Regions from separate parts of the Homo sapiens genome. Here all the other regions are linked to region 1. A link is a contact called in ENCODE Hi-C or POLR2A ChIA-PET data. All regions are on one chromosome and are shown on one strand. Each heading gives the region's core, a stretch centred on a gene start or an enhancer-like site at or near the end of the contact. The rest is flanking DNA. Distances are from core to core; before and after follow the strand shown.

The links. Hi-C counts contacts between places; a loop is a spot of excess contacts on that map. ChIA-PET counts read pairs that join two places held with the same protein, here RNA polymerase II (POLR2A). Pooled maps may share reads with other maps.
Region 2: a loop to region 1 is called in a map with no recorded cell type, with 7 times the contacts of the local background. The contact joins two enhancer-like sites. A Hi-C loop is called at or near these places in 1 of 37 single-sample maps with no recorded cell type and 2 of 50 pooled maps. POLR2A ChIA-PET finds 5 or more read pairs at or near these places in 1 of 52 experiments (naive thymus-derived CD8-positive, alpha-beta T cell).
Region 3: a map with no recorded cell type shows a loop between it and region 1 (15-fold over the local background). The contact joins two enhancer-like sites. A Hi-C loop is called at or near these places in 3 of 37 single-sample maps with no recorded cell type and 2 of 50 pooled maps.

What each region holds. Positions count from the first base shown.
Region 1 is chr11:35,906,787-35,909,633 of GRCh38, reverse strand. No RefSeq gene overlaps it. Among named protein-coding and RNA genes, the nearest start is that of LDLRAD3, 36 kb to the left of the region's middle. Within about 2 kb of position 1,418, at least 8 of the 41 ENCODE cell types and tissues checked have a DNase peak (open chromatin) inside an H3K27ac peak, as active enhancers do.
Region 2 is chr11:34,652,634-34,655,333 of GRCh38, reverse strand. The region is part of intron 6 of EHF (ETS homologous factor); the gene reads right to left. Among named protein-coding and RNA genes, the nearest start is that of EHF, 33 kb to the right of the region's middle. Within about 2 kb of position 1,341, at least 20 of the 41 ENCODE cell types and tissues checked have a DNase peak (open chromatin) inside an H3K27ac peak, as active enhancers do.
Region 3 is chr11:37,502,959-37,505,658 of GRCh38, reverse strand. No RefSeq gene overlaps it. Among named protein-coding and RNA genes, the nearest start is that of LINC02760, 430 kb to the left of the region's middle. RefSeq lists an enhancer at 1-1,084. Within about 2 kb of position 1,423, at least 3 of the 41 ENCODE cell types and tissues checked have a DNase peak (open chromatin) inside an H3K27ac peak, as active enhancers do.

The DNA of each region.
Region 1 (2,847 bases), core at 169-2,668:
TCTCATTGTGACAGGTTTGTATCCAGCCTGGTTATAGCCAGGACTAACTCTTCTCCCACGTTCTTGCTAATTGGCAGCAGCAGACAGTGTGTGAGTTGGGATATGTGAAAGATGGAGAAAAACAAAAATAAAGCCAAACTCTAAAACTCCAATCATCTTTAATTAGTCAAGAAAAATCAACAGCTTGAGAATGTACACCTACTAAGACAGCGAGAAGGGATGGCTACAAAGTGCTTCTGTCTCTAAGGATCTTGTGCCCCTCATTTAATCTTCCCTGGCGTTTGTTTGTTCCACATGTTAAAAAATGTTATCCTCTGTTTTTACCAGAGGTAGCAGTGCTTAATTTAGAAATTTTAAAAATGCAGAAATATCCGTAATAGATCTGGTGCTACAAGGTCATTCTCCCTGTCTCTGTTTCTCTCCCTGATGGTAGAGAATATCCTATATTGTGAGAATAAAAATAGCCAGAGTCAGATGTCAGTTAATCAGAGTCTACCTAACAGGATGGTTAATCAAAGCACTTTTTTTTTTTCTGTTTAACAACGTGGAATAGTGAAAACATCATCAACTTTGATTCTCTGGAGCCTGGGCTTAAAATCTTCCATGGCTTTCTAGCTGTGTGACTTTAACAAAATCAATGTACTTCTCTGAGACTCAGCTTCCACACTAGTAAAATGGTTTTGTTATAAATACACACACACACACACACACACACACACACATATACACACATATTTTTTTTTGAGATGGAGTCACACTATGTTTCCCAGGCTGGAGTGCAGTGGCACGATCTCGGCTTACTGGAACCTCCACCTCCCGGGTTCAAGTGATTCTCCTGCCACAGCCTCCCAAGAAGCTAGGATTATAGGTTCCCACCACCACGCCCAGCTAATTTTTTATTTTTTGTAGAGACCGGGTTTCACCATGTTGGCCAGGCTGGTCTCAAACTCCTGATCTCAAGTGATCCACCCACCTCGGCCTCCCAAAGCGCTGGGATTACAGGCATGAGCCACCAGGCATGGCCTCGTTTTGTTATTACTAGTAGGTAGTGTGTGATAAGGATAAAAGTAAACAATACATGCAAAGCAAATTGTTGGAACTCAATAGATATTAGTCCCATTCCCTGCCTCTCCAAGACACAACATAACACCTCCCATTCACATAATACACAGTTATTTGTTGTTGTTACTGTTGAGTGTTTTGTTGAATACTTTTAGAAAAAAGAGTAAAAAGTATTAGAAACCAAACCAATAGTGAAGATTTAAATCAAACAAAGGCAACGTCTGTAGCAAGGTCTGGGGTGAATTTATGACAGGTATGACTCATTGTCTTCAGTTTTCTATGCACAAAGGAAATGAGAACTGGCAGTTCTTCAGGATGACCCTAGCATTCTGCAAGATCCTCAATCATCTCTGAAAAGGGACACTGTGTTCCTTTTTGGTTAGGACTGTTTGGTTGCAAGTAACATAAGCTGCCTCAAGCTGGCTTGCATATGCATTTTGAGGTGTGTGTGTACACGTGCCTGTGTGTGGTGAAGGGGTAGTTCAAAGTGCCTTATGGAGCCAAAACTTGTAGAAACTACTCACTGTATATCTTTTTCATTTTTACTTTCCCTTACACTAGTTTTTGCTTCTTGTCCCAAATGGCAGAAAAATTGCTGCCCCACAATTCTAGAGGTTATGTTATAGATCCAAGCGCATGAAGAGACTGATGCAACCAGAGTTTCCCCCAATTTGAAATTCTCAGAGAAAGAAGCTGATTGGTTTAGCTAAGTTCCGCTGTACACCTCAGCTCCAATCATCTGTGGCTAGGAAGACAGCATTGCACAAACACAGGTGAAGGAGGCTTACTCCTAAGATCCTGAGGATGGAAATAAAAGAGGAGTTTCAAAGGGTGGGGAAAGGTGAGTGTCATTAGGTATAGACACACCAAAGGTGTCATTCCAGTTTAAGTAGTAGGGGGGAAGTGAACTAATATAGAATAATTTTTAACAGCCAGAGCCAGAATCTAAAAGGGTTTTGGCTTAGCATGGTGGCTCACACTTGTAATTGCAACACTTTGGGAGGCTGAGGTGGGAGGATCACTTGAGCCCAGGAGTTTGAGACCAGCCTGGGCAACATAATGAGACCCCGTTCTACAAAAATAAAAATAAAAACAAATTAGCCAGGCATGGTGGTGCATGCCTGAAGTCCCAGCTACTCAGGAGGCTGAGGCAGGAGGATCTCTTGAAGGAGTTCAAGGTTGCAGTGAGCTATTATCACACTACTGAACCCCAGTCTGGGCAGCAGAACAACATTCTGCCTATTAAAAAATGAAAGTAAGAAGGTTTTTTTAAATATATACATACCATAGTTAAGCCAAAAAATTCAATTAGACCAAACTTATTTTACCTTTCATGTCAATTATAGCAGACACAGATGCTTGCCTACCTAACAGCCTATTCTCTTTTCTTCTAAGTTGACCGTACCACACATTTACTTGGGTGTCTGCTCCATCATCTTATCAGTCATAGATAACCCCCATCCCTGTGTTTAGATGTAAATTAGTCTAATAGGTGCATTGTGATCCTATTTGCTGTCTAGTTAGTGGCTTAGACATAAGCATGTGATACAATTCTAGCCACTAAAACTCGATAGACAGTCTGCTGATAGGCCTTTTGCAAAGATTTTTTTATTCTCAGTGATGAAAAGAAACTCATAGGAACACTCCTTCTTCTTTTAGATACTTTTAGATCTGGCTGTGATGCGCGGGACTGTGGCAGCCACCTTAGGCCCATGAGGGGACTTAGCATGAGAATGGAAGAACTGAAAGATAGAAAGAACTTGGGTCCTTGATGACATCATTTGA
Region 2 (2,700 bases), core at 92-2,591, 1.3 Mb after region 1:
GGGCCCTTTCAACCATCTTATCACCCAGCTAATCAAGACTCAGTGTTCCCAGCAATTTCTCGAAACGTCATGGCAGGATGGAGAGAGGGATTTAATAAGACCTCAGTAAACAAGAAACCTCTCATCCTGGTTAAGAATTTCTCTCCTGGCATTGTCACTAGCAGGGCCTGCACCTGACTTGGGTTTCTCTGAAATCCGAGAGGACAAATTCACAGGAAATGCAAGGAGACTTCACTCTCCCTCCCTGTAGGTTGCAGGGTGAGGTTGCAACATCCCATCAGGATGTGACAATATTGCGACAGGTCTGGCATCCACCCCGGTTTCCAAGTGATACATCACTCTGACAGGGCCACGTTGTACTGCAGACAAAGAGTGGCATTTACCCAGCAGGCCACAAGCAAAGCTCATTTTCAAATGACATCCAGGAGGGATGCAGGGCCATTATTTCAGAGCCAGGAGTTGAATTCAGAAAAATACAAGAGTCTCTCAGTATATTGGCCTCAATTATTGTTTGTGGGTTCCTAGTTGATCTAGAATCAGTTACTTCAGAGTTCAGGTGCCTTTGTGAATAAGACGAAAACCTTGGACCCTCTCCTCAGAAAAAAATGCACATATATGTACACATGAAATTTTGTCAACAATTTCAGGGGGCTGTGGCCCATGCAGCAGTCCATGGACTCTAAAACCTCTACACTAGATAAACCATGAGGAAATATTCTTTGAGTTGTCAGCCGTTTACCCAAGCTAGGCTCCACCCAGCTAGGAACGTTCTTTTTTTAATCCCCAAATAAAAATCTTTCCATCATCATAAAGGGGAATAAGCAGTCAAAGGCAAAAGAAGAACCTAATTTCTTCCAGACCTCTCTGCCTGTTGCAGTGTGCAGGGGTAAGCCGTGGAATCACTGGCCTGCTTTACCACTGATATCTTTTGATCTTTAACCTCTCTTTAATATGTGTCCTTCTTCTGCCCTAGGATAAAAGTCAAGACCTTTGAAGTTAGCCATGTGGTTAAGTGATTCATTCTTATAAAATAATGGCTTGCCCTGGAGAAGTTGTCCAGCCTGGCTTTCTCTTGCTTGGCTCCCAGGCACTCCAGGCCAAGGTCCTATCCAGTCCAGGCAGGGGCAGCAACAAGCCACAGGTTTGTGATGCAAGTGAGAGAGCGTGACTTCAGCTAAGCTGCTTCGCAAGAAGCAAAGATTAGAAGCATTTGCATATGATTCAGCTGTGAGCCATTTCTTTACGGGATATACAAATTTCAGTGTTCTAATAGACCGTGCCACCCTAGCTTTAGGCTCAACAAGTCAGTGGATAAACACATCAAGCCCGAGCTGGCATGACAGGCTGGAGGACTGTCGAGCAGAACAGGACACCGGCAGCGGGCATTTTATGAAATGGGCAGATGACAGAGAAATCAAAACAAAGCCTATTTCCCCACCTGCGTTTATCACAGAGGGCATCAGTTTACGCTGGGCCTCGCCTTAGCTCAGCTGGTAACTAGCATTAAAACATAGAAAGATATTTCACTGCATTCAATTACATGGGAGCTCGAAAAATAAAGACTCAGGCAAATGACCAAGGTTTTTCCGGGGTTCTGCTTCCATGCAGTAGAGACTATAAACTATTCTGAAAGAAACTGACCCATATAAGGCTGTAATTAACTATCCTACTGAAGGGCTATTACCCCAATGAATACACCAACCCCAGAGACTGCATTGATTCTTTAGGGCCTGGGTGATTGATCTCATTTTCCAGCCTGGGTTACAATCACAGGATAGAAATGGGGAGCTGCAGCAAACAAGGATCAGAAGGGTAAGGAGAGAAGATTCCTGAGCCCATCTTAAGAAGGACTATTGAAAAATACAATCGGTGGACTCAGGAGAGAGCGAGTTCCTTGCTACTGCAAATGCAAAAGCAGAAACTGGCCTCTAAGGCCCCTATTGATTTTGAGATTCTAGAAGGTGTAAGTCAAGATGTAGAAAAGAGGATGGCCCAGCTGTCAGGGCAGCAGAGCTGTAACTATGATGTTTTTGTTTCCCGGGTGCCTCAAGACCTACTAGCCCCTGAGGCTCAGGAAGTGGTTGGTTCAGCTTTATTCTTAGTTGGAATTTTTTGCCGTAAGTCAAAGACCCAAGTGGAAGGATGGAAGGATGGAAGGATGGAAGGATGGAAGGATGGAAGGATGGAAGGATGTGGGAGATGACACTGTAGGAAGTCGCAGAGGAACTCAGAGTGTGACTTGGGAGGTTTCCTCAGCCCTGAACCCCATGGTCTTGACTGAGTGGCAATGATTGCCACAGAAATTTTACCCCGGTTGGCTCAGTTCCCCCAGAATAGCAAATACACAGCCAAGCCTTGCCAGTGTTTGATCTATTCCCTAATTTTAACAAATACCTCAAGTGACACATAATGCTAAGGACCACTGGGGGAAGGAGAAGTCGAGAGCTATGCTGGCCTCAGCTCTTAATCTCAATTCCAGAAGCATTTACATTGGCTCCCAGCCCCATCTCATTTAAGGGGCTTGACCCAAACAAAACCTCAAACCAAAACCTTTCATTATTTCAGTTCTCAAAAGCAAAAACAAAAACAGAAAAAAAGAGGAAGGAAGGGTTGCAGACTAATTTCTTTCACAAAGACCCAATTAAATCCCATTTCTGAAGTTGCTCCAAATTTAATTCCAGGAGAGAGGCACTATCACTT
Region 3 (2,700 bases), core at 174-2,673, 1.6 Mb before region 1:
GCTGATTAGTTGTGCCTGAACTTCCATGGGGAGAAGGTATAATGAGGCATGTCTAATCCCTCATTTCCATCACGGCCTGAACTAGTTTTTCAGGTTTACTTTGGAATGTCCTTGGCTGAGAGGCGGGATCCATTCAATTGGTTGGGAGTCTTAGAATTTTATTTTTGGTTTACAATATTGAGATGCTGCACAACAAGTATAAATTTATCACCATTTTCTCAGCATTTTAAAAAGGTAATTACTCAAGGTGTGTTAAAAAAGCAGTTAAGAAATATTGGTTGAATAATTTTAAAATATATTTCTGAAACTGAAAATCACAGACTTAGCTTATACCACACACAGCAATCATCTGAAATAATTTCCTCAAAACTAAAAGGGCAAGACCCAATACTGGTGACTTGGCAATTATCAGAGAGAACTGCTACATAACATTAACACTAAATAGATCCAGGTTTCAGTTTGCTTCATTCCAATAAGATGATGGCTGTTTGCTTATCTTAGCCATAGATAGAGGGTGGGTGGCGTGCGTTCCCTCAGGTCCCATTTTTTTCCCCCACAGCTGATATCATTATGAATCATAGCCCTCGGTTTCAGTGAGCATAGGTCTTGTCTCAGATTCCTTCTCAACATTCCATGAGAAAAAACTAATTTGTCATAACTACTTAGGCTGTAGTTTTTATGAAGCTATAATTTAGAAATCTATGCAGGAAGTAATAAGGGTTTGACATTAACTCATGACGAATAATAAAGAGTGCCTTTGATCCTTTTTCTCCTGGGCACATATTTTATGAAAATATATACCTTCCATTAATGAGTCCAAAAAAAGAGACTAACAACAATGTTGAGATAAAATAGATACCACTTAATAATTACCCAGTATGTCCCAAACACTGTGATAAGTGCTTTACTCTTCTTATCTTGTTTAATCTCAATAACAATTCTATGAGATAAGAAATGATATATCTGCAGTTGCTGAGAAGGAAACCAAGGCTTAGAGAAGTGAAATAACATGCTCAAGATTACTGAAAAATTCGCTGACAGCCAATATTTGCTAGCCAGTTGTTCTGACTCCAAAGCCTATCATCTTAACAATTACACTAAAGTGCCTCTCCACCTCAGCTACAAAGTCCAGTATTCAGAGACAGACTGCTCTTTGCTGAGAAAGTTGCATTGCAATGACCTCATTGTGTAGCGCTTGAAAAGAGTCCTTTCTCATTAATTAAGGAAAATTCCCTTTTGGCAAGAGCAGTCCCCACTGTAATGAAAGCAAAGCACTGGTCTTCAATTTAATAGGGATGCTTTCAGCTCTGAGGGCAAGGAAGGAGGCAGCTCTGAGTCATTACTTATTGCCACACTCAGTCAGTGGAACAATCATCAAACATAGAGGGCCACATTCTTTACTCCAGGTTGCCAGAGCAAAAATAGTGCTTCCTCTCACTTTCAACCTCAGCTTATTTGATTATGAATCAGCTGTTACTAACTTTAGAGCAGTGGTTACCGCTTGGGGTCTAGTAAGGATGTGATGAGGTCCACATGCTGTCGTTGTTACTTCCAAAGCCTAATAGTTGTGCTAAGACTTTATAGATTAATGAAGACACAAAATGCCCCTGATTTTGATAAGGATGTTACCAAATGAATGTGGTTATTGTAAGATGAAACCCCAAAGCTGCATGTATTTCCCTCCAAAAGTCTGGATTGCAGGCACTTTCCCACTGCATTCACATCTCTGCTTTAAATTGTCTCCATCCCCTATGATACTGTCACTTGTGCTATAGATGTCAGCAGGAAATGAACCAGAAAGGCTTATAATAATGGCTTTCATTGAAGGTCAACATACTGATATATTGTAGTGATTACATTTGGTAGAGCAACACAATGAAACCAAAGATACGGGGTTACTGAACTCTGAGTCTAAAAGCCAACATTTATATTTATGCAATACTACTTGTTTCTTCCCCCATTTTCACTTGTGGAACAGAAAGTGGCTAGCAGAGGATGCCAACATTTAGCATATACTATTAATGTGTAGTAGAAACTAGGTAATGTTTTATAGTCACACATTTATTCCCTACAACAACCCAATGAAGCAAGACCAATTATTGTCCCTGGGTGAAGGAAATGAGTTTCTGAGACATGGGGCCCCACAGTTAACAAGCCGCTCAGTTGAAATTCACAGCACCCTGATATGTCACCCTAAATTTCAAAGATAGGGTGGGGCCTTTCTCACAGGTTCCAGATCTGCTGCTTCTTTTCGCTTACTTGGCTCCTTGTGCAAACACTGGTCATAACATTAATCCTGAGCATCTTCACATTGTTGGTGTACAGTCTCTGTCTCTTGAATTTGGGCTGTGGCTTCCTATACAAGAACAATCCTCATTTGTTTCACATTAGGAACACTGGATCCCATTCAAATGAAACCACATACTTTATTGATATCTATCCTATCTACCTTATGAGAAAATATCATTTGGGTATAAAAAATGATCTTCAGAAGCCCAGATCACTGTCTGATACGGATACCTTTCAATAGAGTTTCAATGATTAAAAATTAGTGCAAGTACAAGGCTCTAGATCAGAAGAAAAAATAAGAAGAGTAAGTTTCCACTATTACCCACTACAATAGTCAGAGTCATGTGGTTTTACATCTTCCCAGGATGACTCTGTAATATAGCACATGAGATTTTAGCTGAATGCTCTTAT